Regions from separate parts of the Mus musculus genome. Here region 2 is linked to region 1. The links are chromatin loops, found by intact Hi-C in ENCODE. Cell type or tissue: left cerebral cortex. All regions are shown on one strand. Region 1 overlaps Ddhd1 (DDHD domain containing 1). Region 2 overlaps Fermt2 (fermitin family member 2).

Region 1 (2,500 bases):
AACGAGCGACTTGCTGGACAGCAACCTTTCCTTGGCTTTCAAGTTAGGCTCTTATTGGAGTCACGTGTTTGACCTTATTTACTAAGGTCTGGGCTGTCCTCCACTTCAGCTTTGTGAGTCTGACCTTATAACAAGACTCATTCTTTTCTTTTTTTTAAGATTTACTTATTTATTTTTATGTAGCTGTACAGATGGTTGTGACCCTTCTTGTGGTTGTTGGGAATTGAATTCAGGACCTTTGCTCACTCCTGTCTAAAGATTTATTTATTATTATAAATAAATACACTGTAGCTGTCTTCAGATGCTCAAGAGGAAGGCGTCAGATCTCATTACGGGTGGTTGTGAGTCACCATGTGGTTGCTGGGATTTGAACTCAGGACTTTCAGAAGAGCAGTGAGTGTGCTCTTACCCGCTGAGCTATCTCACCAGCCCAACAAGACTCATTCTTGTTTGATCAGAATACAGTGAAACCGTCTTTCTATGAAAACAAATTAATAGACAAAGATAACTCATTTTTTTTATTACTGTTCTTTTGGGTTTTTAATAATCTCACTATTAGGGACGTGTAATTACACAACCTCACATAGTAACAGTGAAAAATGTTTTTCAGATAACCATTTTTTAAAAATTCTTTCTCACTTTAGAATAAACATTTTACTAAAATCCAGGAATTGTGAATTAAGGTCATGTTTCTTTGCATTCTTAAAAATCTAGGCCTACAGATTAGAACCGTTGATTTTGAAACACTACAGCAACATTTCTCCAGTCCAGATCCACTGGTACAACACTTCAAACCCTCTACCTTATGAGCATATGAAGCCAAATTTTCTCAACCCAGCAAAAGAACCTACCTCAGTTTCAGACAGTGAGAACATAGCAGCTATCCCAAGCCCTGTGACCTCCCCCGTCTTATCTCGGCGCCACTATGGAGAATCTATAACTAACATTGGCAAAGCAAGCATATTGGGTAATTCTCTCATTTCTTACCTATGAATGTAAGTACTTTATGTGTAAGTATTAAGTTGGTTGGAAATGCACTGTTAGAAATCTTCCACCTGTCCATCTCCTGAATTAGCGTCTTTGCTGACTGAAGCAGATGCTCTGACATCCTCTGACTAGATTGAAGAAAGGACGGGGCTTTCTGCTGCTCCTTATAATCTTGGCTCTGTGACTTGCTGAGGGAGCCTTTAAAATGCTGTTGTTTTTATTGCTCTTGTGCATTCTGGGGGCATCAAGGTCTCTGATGTCCTCTCAAAGTGAAATTGTTTAGTCCTTTCGCTTCCTAAGGCAAGAGGGATATTTCATCTCTCCTTGAGTAACTTCCTGTGCCAGCATAGAAATTGGGTATTTCAATTGCATAGCACTTGAATGTGTCCTTTGTTTCTGAGTGAGTGTCCTTTATCTAAGTGCCACAAGATGGCACTCTAAGTAGGCCTTAGCTACCAAACTTACTTGCTATTTGACATCATGCGTAAAGGTTACTAATGGCATTGTATAGCATACATTTAGTAAGACATATTCCTATTAATAGGTAGATGCCCCATGTCAACCGCATGGGTCTCTTGTTAGAAGTTTTAATCTTGCCATAAACCTCTGTAACAATGAATATTTGAATAAAATAACACCTGGGTTGCTTTGGCTATATGTTCCTGTATCTGTATTCCTAGAATTTATATTTTCCTTCTTTTAAACATCATTCTTATTTAGAAACCTACAGTAGAAATTGGAATATTTTTAGGTCCCCACCCTGAGAAAGTCCCTCAGTCAGTCGGCTGTGATTGCGGGTGCTGCTCCCCAGGGTGCTGTGAGCGGAGTCAGTGGAGTGATTGCCTTATTCTGTGACATGCAGGGGCTGCTAGCATTGGAAAGGGCCTTGGAGGAATGTTGTTCTCAAGATTTGGACGTTCTTCAGCATCACAGCCGTCTGAGCCATCTAAAGACTCACTGGAAGATGATAAGAAGCCTTCAGCTTCACCCTCTACCACCACCGTGGCAACGCAGACCCTGCCGCACAGTGGCTCCGGCTTCCTCGACTCCGCATGTCAGTCCTACAGTTCTATCCTTGAGCTTTTGTGCCTTTGTCTCTGTAGCTTTTGATGGGTGGGCGGGGAGGGCTGGGCGAGCAGGGCCAGTAGTGGTCCCACTCAAGTCTGAAGTCGTTGAAAGGAAAGGTAATGTGAGTTTTAAGAATATTTTCTAGGCAAGTGTAGTTTTAGTATCTGCGTTGACAAGTTGCTAGATTATAACCAGGACTCTCTGGCACGAGAGTCTAAATTATCAAGTACAAGACAAGTCTCTGGGGTAGGCAACCCTAGCTTGTACAAAGTACATTTTTATTAATACGCTCACCAAGGTTTAAGTTTCCAGTCACTCTAGATGTGTCCTCTGTCTGACACACTGCTCTGTCCTGCAGCTAACCACACACTCCTATGCAGCTTTCTGAGCCCTCCAAGGCTGAGGCATTCTCTTGGGCCCCACTGTGTGTCTTCTGTCCCTGCCC
Region 2 (2,500 bases), 140 kb after region 1:
AGGAAGGAAGGACGCACTGACTCCTCACTCAGGGAAGAACTGTGTTCAAAGAGACGGAGTTTCTAAAAATGAACTCCTGCCTTCAGATGGCCTCTGACCTTGGCAGTTTGATTGTTTCCATAGATGTCGGGCATCCAAGATGATAGCTTTCTGTCTTTGAGTTGTAGACAAAAATGTGACCTGGACTCTTCTGTTTGGTGACAGGAGCAGTGTGTGGCCTGTGGTTACGGCCCCTGCGCTCCTCTCAGGAGTCTCTGAGGCTGGGTCTTCACATTGCTGCCCTGTAGCATGAGATTCCCAGGCACGAAGTTCACTGCAGGTGACCCTTGCCAGGGCACAGGACAGTCAGCATAGCTTACGTAGTCTGTGAATATTCGCTAAACTTCCCAGGGTTAGTTTGAGTAAGAATGAGCTTTTAACTATAAATAAAAGAATTGCACTGTAGTCCCTCACTGAAAAGACATCATGCTTGTGTGGCCTTAGCTCCCAGGGCCCTGGATGGCAACCTTTTGTTTCTCCTTCCAGGAAAAAGGATGCAAAAAGCAGATGGTAATTGAAGGCCTGCTGCCTTTGTGCAAATAGAGGACCAGTGTGGCCAGCAAGCTCACAGGCAGCCCTCAGCTCTCTCTGAGGAGAGTGCGTGTGTCCTGTCATCTGACTAAATCGGAAAAGGCTACATAGGCTTTTGACTAGTAACTGTTATTTCGCTACTAAAATACTTAGCTTTACCCTCACTGTAAGACACGTGAGGGAGAAGGAGGGGTTTGCCCTTTGCATTGTCTTCTGTGAGCTTCTGTCTTTAATCTGAGTGACACTTGCTGCAGTGTGGCGCCTCTGCTGTAGCCACATAGACAGCGATGGCCGCTTGCTGTCCCCATTCTCATCCTTCCTTGCGTTTCATTTTCACCTGAGTGCCCTTTCTTTCTGCATGGTTTTCTGCTGGAATTTGGGGTTGCAGGTACCATAGCCTTTTCTTTGCTTCATTGCCATTTCCTGATCGCCTCTTTTTTTTTCCCCCCTTTCTGCTTCCTTTTTCTTTCCTCGCATTGCCATCTACAGCCAGGCTGTGTAAGAGATTTGGTAAGTTCTCTATATGTACAGAGGGAAGGAAAGTAGACACTGAGCAGCCGTAGTCCTAGCCATCTGTCCCCCACCATGGGGGATTCACCCTAAAGCAAGTACTGGTAAATGCAACCAGAGCGGTCCTGTTTGGTTGCCATGGAAACGTGATGCTCTGCCTCCTGGTGTTCTGGTTTGCACTGCAGAACTCCAGCCGGCACCTCTGTAGCCATCTGGATGTGTTACTGTGCCATTCATTGCCCACCAGGATCTCTCGGTCCTGGCAGCTCTACACTAGAATCCCAATAATGCCTTGTGTGTGGTACATAAAAACTGAAATTAACATTGGTGCTTTGTTGGGATTCCCAAATGAAGCATTAGATAATTTTTAATTCCAATTCAGCATAATGCTATGGTTGCACATCATTTTTTAATTTTTTTAATAAAAGATAATAATGTCTGGTTATTTAATGAAACATTTAAAATTCTGTTTAGATAACAGCACGGATCTTGGAGGCCCATCAAAATGTAGCCCAGATGAGCCTGATTGAAGCCAAGATGAGATTCATTCAAGCCTGGCAGTCTCTGCCTGAGTTCGGCATCACACACTTCATTGCGAGGTCAGTGCGCTGCTGTGGTCTGTGTGTTCAGTTTGTCCGCCTCGTTGGCTTAGATCTTCACCATTGAAGGCAGGGCTGCTTAGACTACACTAACCTCTTCTACACCAAAACTTAATGCTATTATTATGTCTTATAATAGTTGCATTGTTTTTAGGGTTAGAGAAAATCCCTTCCCCCGTTCTGAGTGGTGTTTCTTCAATATTACAGGTTTCAAGGCGGCAAGAGAGAAGAACTTATTGGAATTGCATACAACAGGTTGATTCGGATGGACGCCAGCACAGGTGACGCCATCAAAACCTGGCGGTTCAGCAACATGAAGCAGTGGAATGTCAACTGGGAGATCAAGATGGTGAGCTAGCACGAACGCCCCTCAGGTGTCACTCAGTGCAGATAGCCTGAGGGCGTAGTTCAGGGTCTGGGTTTGATCCCCAGGACTAAGACAAAAGGTAGATTTTGAAGATTGGATTTTGTGACATGATTTGGTTGTGGTATTTGGCACCCCATTAACTGCTAAGGCTGCTTAGGTTATCAGGCTAGTGAAGTTTAGTGTCTGCTCTCTCCTCTCATACTGGGTGGAGCAGACGGCATTTCCTGATGAAGAAAGACAGCCTTCCTTCTGCCAAGGCTGTCCGAGTAGCTCTGTTCCCATGCTAGAATCTTCAAGTAAGCTTTTAAAGGCCACCATTGGATAGCCAAGCTGTAAGACCCTATCCCCATCCCAGTGAGACCCTGCATAGGGTAGTCTATTTACAGATAATCAGAGTAGAGATGGCTCCAAAGCTGAGAGCTGTTGTTACTCCTCCAGAGAACTAAGGTTCATG

What was found. Peaks named below come from ENCODE experiments on the same cell type or tissue, not always from the same donor. Only the 100,000 strongest peaks of a DNase experiment are listed, where the experiment ranks them.
Region 2: a loop joins it to region 1, with 2.2 times the contacts of the local background. A loop is called at or near these places in 2 of 42 quality-filtered maps.

What each region holds. Positions count from the first base shown.
Region 1 is chr14:45,601,106-45,603,605 of GRCm38, reverse strand. Ddhd1 (DDHD domain containing 1) reads left to right here. Exons shown (of 14, transcript NM_001042719.2): 11 at 715-967; 12 at 1,850-2,041. Among named protein-coding and RNA genes, the nearest start is that of Gm41145, 20 kb to the right of the region's middle. In left cerebral cortex, a CTCF peak has its summit at 1,417 (motif pointing right); a DNase peak (open chromatin) is centred at 1,408; H3K27ac peaks cover 1,375 bases.
Region 2 is chr14:45,461,295-45,463,794 of GRCm38, reverse strand. Fermt2 (fermitin family member 2) reads left to right here. Exons shown (of 15, transcript NM_146054.3): 13 at 1,555-1,679; 14 at 1,887-2,028. Among named protein-coding and RNA genes, the nearest start is that of Gm34250, 15 kb to the right of the region's middle. In left cerebral cortex, a CTCF peak has its summit at 1,272; DNase peaks (open chromatin) are centred at 14 and 1,197; H3K27ac peaks cover 641 bases.